Regions from separate parts of the Homo sapiens genome. Here region 2 is linked to region 1. The links are chromatin loops, found by intact Hi-C in ENCODE. Cell type or tissue: CD4-positive, alpha-beta T cell. All regions are shown on one strand. Links, peaks and the distances in the headings refer to the core of each region. The heading gives the core; the rest is flanking DNA. Region 1 holds the start of SSB (small RNA binding exonuclease protection factor La). Region 2 has its middle 4.1 kb from the start of FASTKD1.

Region 1 (5,378 bases), core at 323-5,322:
GTCGCTACTAAAAATACAAAAATTAGCCAGGTGTGGTGGCGTGCTCCTGTAGTCCCAGCTATTTGGGAGGCTGAGGCAGGAGAATCATTTGAACCCAGGAGGCAGAGGCTGCAGTGAGCCAATACTGTTGTAGTGAGCCAGGATAGTGCCACTGCACTCCAGCGTGGCCAACAGAGTGAGACTCCATCTCAAAAAAAAAAAAAAAAAAAAAAACTATATTAAAGTTACAATAGCTGAGAACTGACTGGGCAGAAAAAAACTAAGATCATCAAAAATATAGTGTTATTTAACAGGGAAGGTACTTTACCAAGGACTTTTATGTTACTTATGTGTCAGGAATTCTTCTAAGTACTTAACATTATATTCACTAATCCTCCAAACTACCTTATGAGGAGGGAACTACTATTATTCTCATTTTATATGAGACTATGAAGCTAAAATTTTATATGAGACTATGAAACTAAAATTTTAAAAAGATTAAGTAACTCTAGTTTATAGTGTTACCTTTTGAAATGTTTGTACATCTTAAGTTTCACAACCTGGCTCCACCAATATAAAACTGTATGCTATTATATGTTCATCTAAGAATCAAAGGCAAACCAAATGTTGAATATGTCCATGTACTAGAATTAAATGTTCTTTCTGTATTTTCTTTCAAGGAACTTGTTTTTGCAGTTTATAGCACAGGAATCATACCTCAATTTGATGACAGATTTTGGCCTCCAGGGCAGCCATCTTTTCATTATCACCATTTTCAGCCATTGCGGCTATCTGTAAAATTTCCCAAATTAGCATAAAGTTATTTTTTATATAAAACTCAAGAATAGAAAGATAATGTTTACAAAGTATTAATATCCCGTTTTCTTAAAAAATCAAGAATTTCTATTTTCACGGGTTCAGTTTCTTTACTCAGTTCTCAAATATCTCAACAAAGCAACACTTTGGAATAAGTGATGAAAAAATCTAAAAACTATAAAAAACTTGTCTTTCAGTAAATCACTACCCCATCTTCTATAACAAGAAACTGTTTATCTTCACTTAGCTGGTCAAGCAAGCTTTAGGGAAAAAAACTCCAATCACTTACCAACCATTTCCAGTTTTAAACAGATAACTATCTATCTGTATATTACCATGGCTCTCTGTGCATTTGTTTGGTATGGGTTCACCTCTTTTTTTTTTTTTTTTTTTGAGACGGAGTCTCGCTTTTGTTGCCCAGGCTGGAGTGCAATGGTGCGATCTCGGCTCACTGCAACCTCTGCCTCCCAGGTTCCAGCGATTCCGCCTTCGCCTCCTGAGTAGCTGGGATTACAGGCGCCCACCACCACGGCTGCGGCTGACTAATTTTTGTATTTTTAGTAGAGACGGGGTTTCACCATGTTGGTCAGACTGGTCTTGAACTCCTGACCTCTGGCGATCCACCCGCCTCGGCCTCCCAAAGTGCTGGGATTACAGGTGTGAGCCACCGCGCCCGGCCTCATTTCTTTTAAAATGTAGTCACAACTGACTTACCCAAACCTTGTTACCAAGTTAGACATCATAACTTTAAGGTGAAAAATGTTACAGTTCCTTAGATACTCTATGCTAAGGAACATACGAAAACAAAAATGGGAGAATGTGGTCATACTAACACAACATTAAACTGGGGAGTATGCCTACTAATTTACTAATACATTGGATAGCCAGTTTCCTGTTTCGTATTCCTGACATTAGCACTGCAATGAAAAAAGGAAGCTGTGCTATTAGTTTGCTAGAAATTACAAACCAAGTCTTCTACTTACAAAGTACTTGCCTCCAGGACTCTACTAAGCCACCCAGTCATCCCAACTGTACAAAAGTTATGTGAACAAATCATCGAGAATATTGCCATTAGTTGACTCTAGTTATGAACTGATGTAGGTACACTTCCTGGAAGCATCCCCTGACACACTGCAATTGCATTCGATACCATGGATACACATAGGAAGCACTTGCAACGGGGTACTGTGTGATCCACATCCCCCTAGAGAAATTACTCAATTTTATGCATTGTCTTGTCTATCACAATCTACACTCCTAAGTTACTACCGTGATCTAGGGCCCCCTACAAAGCAAACGATGAAATAAAATAACTATTTAGACCCTGCAAAACCTATTTGGCCTAATTTTGGAACTGCGTTTCATCAGATACTTTTCCAGAATGTACGACTGTAAATGAAATATTACCCACGTTTTCCCGTTTCACACTGAAACCTGATGTGAGCGATGAAGGCCCTAACAGACCAAAAGAGTGACGCTGGTGTACATCTGCGGCCCAAAGTTCTTTGGCCTCCAGTCAGTCCCATAGGCTCCACAGAACCCTCCGGCGTTTACCCCGTGCCCACCTCCCCAGAAACTTTACAGAGATGGCCACAAGCCTTCGGTGAGACTAGAAGGCGGTGGAGGTAAAAAAAAAAAAAAAAAAAAAAGACGCAATGGGGATGAGGGCAGCCACAGTCCCGTCTCTAAGCAACCGCGGAACTGCCTGGGCACCAGCCACGTGCGGGGAACCCCAGGATCCCGCATTCCTCGCGGGGGCAGCCTCGCCGCCGCCCGCGCCCCCTCGGCTCCGCCGCCTCCGGCTGCGGCCCACGCGGCGCTCGGCCTGAACGTGAGGAAGGCGAGGGGCGGACGGACGCCGCGAGAAGCAGTAAAGAACGGAAACGCGCAGTCGCGCACCAGCAAAGCGGACCCTTTTGTAGCTTCTCATTAGCCACCGAGAGTTACTCACCTTTAAGGTTCCGGCCCACAGAAGCCGCGCCACAGGCTCACAAACAGCAACAGCAACGACTCCACCTCCCAGCGCCGCCGGCCAGCCTAAAGCGCTCCAAGAAGATGGGGACCGTCCCGGCAGCTCTTGCGGCCTGGGTGGGCAGGGCCACGGACGAGGTGGAGCGGTCCCTGTGCTCTGAGCATGCGCGGCTGCCGGGGCCTCCCAGGGACCCTGGAGTCCCGCCCTCAATCCCAAACAGATTGGGTTAAAAAGTACTCCAGGTTGTAGGGGAATGGCTGCTAGTTTGTGTTAGTATAAACATTTATTTTTAAGTATTTCTGGACGGCGTCTGTACCCCAGCCCTTCCTTTGGCCCTCCATTCATGTGAAGTGCTTTGGGTTTTTTTTCAGATATTTTCCAAAAATGTGTGTGAATACACACACACATCGTGTTGTAGTAGTTCTCAAAAAAAAAAAAAGGACAAGTGAAATTTAAAAAAAAAATCAAAGATCCATGAAATCTTAGAGTTTTGAAAACAATACAGTACAGCGTGTAAAAACTGGGTGTCTGGAATCAGACTGCCTGCTTCAAATAATGGTCCTCCTGCTGTGAAACTGTGATCTTGGACAAGTTGTTCAACTTCTCTGTTCCTCAGGTATAAATAGGGCCGGTAATAAATACTACCTAGTTCATACAATTGCTGTGAGTATTCAACTTGATGCAATATTGTCAACCTAAAGGGAAAAACTGAGGCAAAATTAATATAAGTAGACAGTTTATTTGAGCCAAGTTTGAGGACTGCCACATGAGAGCATGGATTCAAATTGCCCTGAATATATGCTCTGATTAGCAGCACTTACAAGTAGCTTTTAAAGAAAAAAGAAGAGGCAGTTCCTAAATTGTTTACCGATAACTTACATTACAATAACAAGCTATTGATTGGCTATACATTCTTCTTTGTATCACAAATTCGAAGAACATGAAAATGGATGAAGCAGGTAGTAAGGGACAAAGTGACTTGAAACAATTGCCCCCCAAGCATGGCGACTGATATAGTTTGGTTCTGTGTCCCCACACAAATCTCATCTCGAATTGTAATCCCCATAATCCCCAAGTGTGGAGGGGAGGAACCACACACAGGGTGGGAGGTGACTGGATCATGGGGATGGTTTCCCCCATGCTGTTCTCCTGGTGGTTTTATAGGGCAGTTTTCCCTGCTCTTGCTCGCTCCCTCTCACCTGCCACTGTGTAAGACATGCCTCTTCCCCTTCCACCATGATTGTAAATTTCCTGAGGTCTCCCCAGACATGCGGAACTATGAGTCAATTAAACCTCTTTTCTTTATGAATTACCGAGTCTTGGGTATGTCTTTATTGCAGTATGAGAACTAACTAATACAGGGGTGTAGGGACATGACTGAAGTCCCAAACTCATATCTCTCTGTGCCTGATAAATTCCGCATACCTCACATAGTTCAAACTGCTCTGGGCTCTTTTTTCTTTTCTTAAGGCCAATGAGAAAAAACATATTTAACAGGGTTGTGCTCAGGTAGTTTAAATTCAAATTAATTAGATTATCTTTTATCCACTCAAAGAATATTTATCTACTCTCTATTTTATGCCAGACACAATTGAAACCTTAATTCTTGTTTTGATCAAGTCAGTGAGAATATATGTATTTAACAGAACAAATAATATCAGTGTCAGGGTACTCTCATTCATCCATTCAGCTAACTGTTTATTACATGCCTGTTAATGTCCTGGTATGGAGGCTTAACACTGGGAATAGAAAGAAGAGTCAGAATCTGCCTAGAGACAGAGCCACCTAAACAAATATAACTGCTTCTTCATGTCCCACAACATCTGGGCAGAACTGCAGTACAGCCTATTATCAGAAGTCACACCGGCAAAAAAAACATTTATTTCATGTTCTCATCAGGTCCCTGGTCCTTTGCTCTCCCTTTCTTGTCTTTTCTTTTTTATCTTTTTCTTTCTTCTTCTTTTTTTTTAGACAGTCTCCCTCTGTCGCCCAGGCTGGAGCGCAGTGGCACCACCTCGGCTCACTGCAACCTCTGCCTCCCAGGTTCAAGTGATTCTCCTGCCTCAGCCTCCTGAGTAGCTGGGATTACAGGCGCCCGCCACCATGCCTGGCTAATTTTTTTATTTTTAGTAGAGTCAGCGCTTCGCCATGTTGGCCAGGTTGGTCTCGAACTCCTGGCCTCAGGTGATCCACCCGCCTCAGCCTCCTAAAGTGCTGGGATTACAGGCATGAGCCACCATGTCCAACCCTTTTCTTATCTTTTCTTTTTCTCCCTCGTTCCCTTCCAGAAGCAGAGTTCCATGCAGACACACCCTCTGAGGAAAATGAATTCCTGGCGGCAGACCAGGAAGCTTCATGTTTCATTTACAGTACCTAGGAGAGGACTCTCTCTCATACTGGTATCCATCTCTCATAGCATAACTTTGTAAGTCAGTACACTAAAAGACCATCTTTCTGGGTATACACTTAGTACAATTACTTTGAGAACAAATTGATAATATCTATTAAAGTTTAAGATGTGCATAGCTGATGGTGCAGAAAGTCCACTCTAAAGAATATACTCCCAGCCTGGCCAACATGGTGAAACCCTGTTTCTACTAAAAATACAAAA
Region 2 (5,366 bases), core at 367-5,366, 220 kb after region 1:
AGACCATCCTGGCTAACACGGTGAAACCCTGTCTCTACTAAAAATACAAAAAATTAGCCAGGTGTGGTGGCAGGCGCCTGTAGTCCCAGCTACTTGGGAGGCTGAGGCAGGAGAATGGTGTGAACCTGGGAGGTGGAGCTTGCATTGAGCTGAGATCGTGCCATTGCACTCCAGCCTGGGTGACAGAGTGAGACTCTGTCTCAAAAAAAAAAAAAAAAAAAAGACGAAATATCCATCTATCCTTGCTAATATGAATGGCTGCTGTTTCTTTATCAATTACAGCTTTAACCTCAGTTCATTCTTCCTGCCTTCTAGATCAAGATTATTAGAATAGAATTACCCTTGCTTACTCACAGCATCCAATCTAGAGAAACCACTCTAAAACTCTCCAAAATCACTTAACACAAGGCTAAAAAAAATTTTTTTTTTCGAGACAGAGTCTCGCTCTGTTGCCCAGGCTGGAGTGCAGTGGTGCAATCTTGGCTTATTGCAACCTCTGCCTCCCGGATTCAAGTGATCCTCCCACCTCAGCCTCCCAAGTAGCTGGGATTATAAGCATGTGCCTCCATGCTTGGCTAATTTTCGTATTTTTAGTAGAGATGGGGTTTCACCATGTTGGCCAAGGTGGTCTCGAACTCCTGACCTCAAGTGATCTGCCTGTCTCAGTCTCCCAAAGTGCTGGGATTATGGGTGTAAGCCACTGTGCCTGGCCAAGACTATATGCTATAATGACAACTTTCTAACACCTTCTTATGGAGACACCTCTTAGGGTACAGCCTACTTCATTGCAACCAGTCAATAAACCCAACTTTGTTTAACTATATGTGTTCCTGGTGTTTTTTGACTGGAAGGCAATGACTTGGATCATGCTGTTTCATCTCTATGTTTTTCTTACATTTGTTTGAAAACCCCTTCTATGCTGTGCATTCAGATTACCTTCATCTCAGATCTATTATCAGTTGATCTAGTTCCAAGCAACCCAAATCAGTGCTGTATAAAATTATTGTCTGGGATTAGTGGTTGTCTAAAGTATTGGAGGACAGGAGGGGGTGAGGGAGACATGGGGAGTGACTGCTAATGGTTACAGGGTTTCTTTTTGGAGTTATGAAAATGTTCTAAATGTGAGTGATAGCTTCTCAACTCTGTGAATATACTAAAAAGCCATTGAATTGTACACTTTAAATGGGTGAATTTTATGGGACGTAAATGAAATCTCAGTAAAGCTGTTTAAAAAAAAAAAAGTGTGGGCTGCCAACTGTCAGGAAGTGAGCATCCAGAAGCTAGACGTGTCCCAGCTGCCCAATTGCGTTTGCTGCATTGGCATCATTTGCTACAGGCATGAGGTTGGGTGCAGGCAGTTGTCTGAGCTCTGAGGCATGGACCACTGGACAGACTGACTGATAATGGTGGACTCCCACAGGCTCTGCCAATCATGCAGTCACTGCCGTGGAGCCCAACTCTGTTGGCATTCTGGCCATGACTTTCAAGATTTTTTTTCCTTTTTGCGGGGTTTATGGTTAATATTTCTGTGGGGTTACATTTTTCCTGTAGATTACTTCTCCAAAGTCTGATGTTAATGTCCCGTGAAGACAGTGCCTTTTAGTGGCCATTATTGCAGTGGTCGGGCTTCACCTGGTGTTGGTAATTTATGTCTTCATAGTGTGGAAGGAGGGCTTGCCTCAGTGGTGGGAAAACAAAACTGAATAGAGCAGCTTTTCCTTTGGAGTGGCAAACGTGGGGGGTAGGCAGGTACCTAAAGGGTTTTTCTTTTTGTCTCTTGTTCACATTAAATGTGATTTACCTCCCACCCCCTGAAAGGTGGATGGGGAGGACAATTAAGTATTTACCGCAGCTAAGATTTTAGAAAAAATGAGGATGGGGAGGGTGACATTTTTCAACCATCTGTTAAGTGCCAAGTGCTTTTTGTTAATGACATATTTTTGACTAAGGATCATGTTTGACTGATGTAATTTTTTTTTTTTTTTGAGACAGAGTCTCACTCTGTTGCCCAGGCTGAAGTGCAGTGGTGCAATCTCGGCTCACTGCAACCTCCGCCTCCCAGGTTCAAGCGATTCTTCTGCCTTAGCCTCCTGAGTAGCTGGGACTACAGGTGCGTGTCACCACTCCCGGCTAATTTTTTTTTTTTTTTGTATTTTTCAGTAGAGACAGGGTTTTGCCGTGTTGGCCAGGCTGGTCTAGAACTCCCAACCTCAGGTGATCTGCCTGCTTCAGCCTCCCAAACTGCTGGGATTACAGGTGTGAGCCACGGTTCCTGGCCTGGCTGATGTAAATATTAATGCAAAAATTGGAAGCTAAGATGAAAGTAACACTAATTAGTAGGAGTAGAATTTATTTCATATTAAAATGTATTGTGGTGTAATTTTTTTGTTGTCGTTGTTGAGACAGAGTCTTGCTCTGTCGCCCAGGCTGGAGTGCAATGGTGCCATCTCGGCTCACTGCAACCTCCGCCTCCCGGGTTCAATTGATTCTTCTGCTTCAGCCTCCCAAGTAGCTGGGACTTCAGGCATGCACTACCATGCCCGGCTAATTTTTGTATTTTTTTTAGTAGAGATGGGGTTTCACCATATTGACCAGGCTGGTCTCAAACTCCTGGCCTTGTGATCCATCCACCTCAGCCTCCCAAAGTGCTGGGATTACAGGCGTGAGCCACCACACCCAGCCTGTGTTGTAATTTTTATGGCTTGGCTAAAGCAACAGTTTTCAGAGTGCACCCTCCTTGGTGCTACTCACAGAGATGTGATGTGCTGTTGCTGCTTTCTAACTCTGCCTACTTTGTGACCTCTTAAGAGGATGAAGTTGATAAAGTAAACCAGTGTCAGTGGCTAAGTCTAGAAGACCTAGAAAACATAGGAATAGGTCCTGAACCTATTGCTCTTGCGATTGCACTGCAGACATCAAGAAGCAGGTGGCTATTTCCACACATTGAGATCTATAATTCGCAATCCCGAAGATGATGGAAAAAATACCCCTTGGTGCATTGCAGAGATGCTACAAATCACCAAGCAAGCCATGGGATTGGCTGTACCTTTAATTGAGAAAAAAAACTTGAGAAGAAGAGCAATAAAACTCACGAGGACATCATTGGTATCAGATCTCAAAACCACGGCTCTTTGGTTGAGGGAAACAATTTTTTAATGAGTAAATGTTCATCTCCAAACCAAAAAGTGAAGTAGACCGTATTCCCCAATGTAAATATTGGCAACCTAAGAAAGCTAGGAAATTTTACAAGACTTGAAACGAAAGTTAACTTCTTTTTTTCTTTTTTCTTTTTTTTTTAAGACCCAGCTATCAGAGACTTTCTATGTCTTAGCAGCCTCCTGATAAAGGAAGTCAAATGACCAATCAAGTTTTTAGTGAAGAAATCCAATCAGGCCAGGTGCAGTGGCTCACGCCTGTCATCCAAGTACTTTGAGAGGCCAAGGCTGGGGGATCACTTGAGGTCAGGAGTTTGAGACCAGCTTGACCAACATGGTGAAACACCTTCTCTACTAAAAATACAAAAATTAGCTGGGCATGGTGGTGCATGCCTGTAGTCCCAGCTACTTGGGAGGTTGAGGCAGAAGAATTGCTTGAACCCAGGAGGTGGAGATTGCAGTGTGCTGAGATTGGGCCACTGCCCTCCAGGCTGGGTGACAGACTGAGACTCCATCTCGAAAAAACAAACAAACAACTATTTTAGTTTTGATGGCTTAACCATTCATTCCCTATGTCTTCATGGTTAATTGAAGGTTACTGACAGTAGACAAAAAATGTATTCTCATTTGACTCTAATTTTTCCCATATTCTACTTGAACAAATTTAAAATGTTCTGCTGCCTATACACCCCGACATCTAGGAGTATTAAGACTAGTCAGTCATAAAATAAACCTGATACATCAGATGAATGCCAGCACCTATTCAATTTCGTTTTGCTCTGTTTTCAGAAATGTCAGAATAAATATATATTGGTTACTGGACATTCTAGAAGGAAGTCTTCAAGTTTTAATTTTTTTCCAGTGTGAGCATGCCTCAACATTTTGCATAGACTGTCAGAACTATTGAAAATTTAGGCTGGGCAAGGTGGTTCATGCCTCTAATCCCAAGCACTTTGGGAGGCTGAGGTGGGTGGATTGCTTGGGCCCAGGAGTTCGAGACCACCCTGGGCAACGTGGGGAAACCCTGTCGCTACCAAAACTACAAAAAGTTAGCCAGCTATGGTGGTGTGCACCTGTAGTCCCAGCTACTCGGGAGGTTGAGGCAGGAGAATCGCTTATACCCAAGAGGCGGAGGTTGTAGTGAGCGGAGATTGCACTACTGCACTCCAACCTGGGAGACAGAGTGAGACCCTGTCTCAAAAAAGAAAAGAAAAGAAAATTGTGCTAAAACTGGTTTTATGACAATAACCATGACCACATAAACCAAGAGTCTCCTCTGTAACCCACACAATAAGAAAGTTGCCCCCTCTCCCTCTCCCTCTCCCTCTCCCCACGGTCTCCCTCTCCCTCTCCCTCACGGTCTCCCTCTCCCTCTCTTTCCACGGTCTCCCTCTGATGCCGAGCCGAAGCTGGACTGTGCTGCTGCCATCTCGGCTCACTGCAACCTCCCTGCCTGATTCTCCTGCCTCAGCCTGCCAAGTGCCTGCGCGCTGCCACGCCTGACTGGTTTTCGTATTTTTTTGGTGGAGATGGGGTTTTGCTGTGTTGGCGGGGCTGGTCTCCAGCTCCTAACCGCGAGTGATCCGCCAGCCTTGGCCTCCCGAGGTGCCGGGATTGCAGACGGAGTCTCGTTCACTCAGTGCTCAATGGTGCCCAGGCTGAAGTGCAGTGGCGTGATCTCGGCTCGCTACAACCTCCACCTCCCAGCCGCCTGCCTTGGCCTCCCAAAGTGCCGAGATTGCAGCCTCTGCCCGGCCGCCACCCCGTTTGGGAAGTGAGGAGCGTCTCTGCCTGGCCGCCATCCCATCTAGGAAGTGAGGAGCGTCTCTGCCCAGCCGCCCATCGTCTGAGATGTGGGGAGCGCCTCTGCCCCACCGCCCCGTCTGGGATGTGAGGAGCACCTCTGCCCGGCCGCGACCCCGTCTGGGAAGTGAGGACCGTCTCTGCCCGGCCGCCCCGTCTGAGAAGTGAGGAGACCCTCCGCCCGGCAGCCGCCCCGTCTGAGAAGTGAGGAGCCCCTCCGCCCAGCAGCCGCCCCGTCAGGGAAGTGAGGAGCGTCTCCACCCGGCAGCCACCCTCTCCGGGAGGGAGGTGGGGGTCAGCCCCCGCCAGGCCAGCCGCCCCGCCCGGGAGGGAGGTGGGGGGGTCAGCCCCCCGCCCGGCCAGCCGCCCCGTCCGGGAGGGAGGTGGGGGCGGTCAGCTCCCCGCCCA

Evidence for each region. Hi-C counts contacts between places; a loop is a spot of excess contacts. Peaks named below come from ENCODE experiments on the same cell type or tissue, not always from the same donor. Only the 100,000 strongest peaks of a DNase experiment are listed, where the experiment ranks them.
Region 2: it touches region 1 in a loop (2.6-fold over the local background); 16 of 110 quality-filtered maps call a loop at or near these places.

What each region holds. Positions count from the first base shown.
Region 1 is chr2:169,796,345-169,801,722 of GRCh38, reverse strand. It overlaps SSB (small RNA binding exonuclease protection factor La), which reads right to left and starts at 2,852. Exons shown (of 12, transcript NM_003142.5): 1 at 2,747-2,852; 2 at 697-771. The coding sequence starts at 762. RefSeq lists a silencer at 2,418-2,617 and an enhancer at 2,569-3,069. In CD4-positive, alpha-beta T cell, for the core only: no CTCF peak of the experiment used is centred there; a DNase peak (open chromatin) is centred at 2,832; H3K4me3 peaks cover 1,953 bases; H3K27ac peaks cover 2,091 bases.
Region 2 is chr2:169,575,277-169,580,642 of GRCh38, reverse strand. No RefSeq gene overlaps it. Among named protein-coding and RNA genes, the nearest start is that of FASTKD1, 4.1 kb to the right of the region's middle. In CD4-positive, alpha-beta T cell, for the core only: no CTCF peak of the experiment used is centred there; no DNase peak of the experiment used is centred there.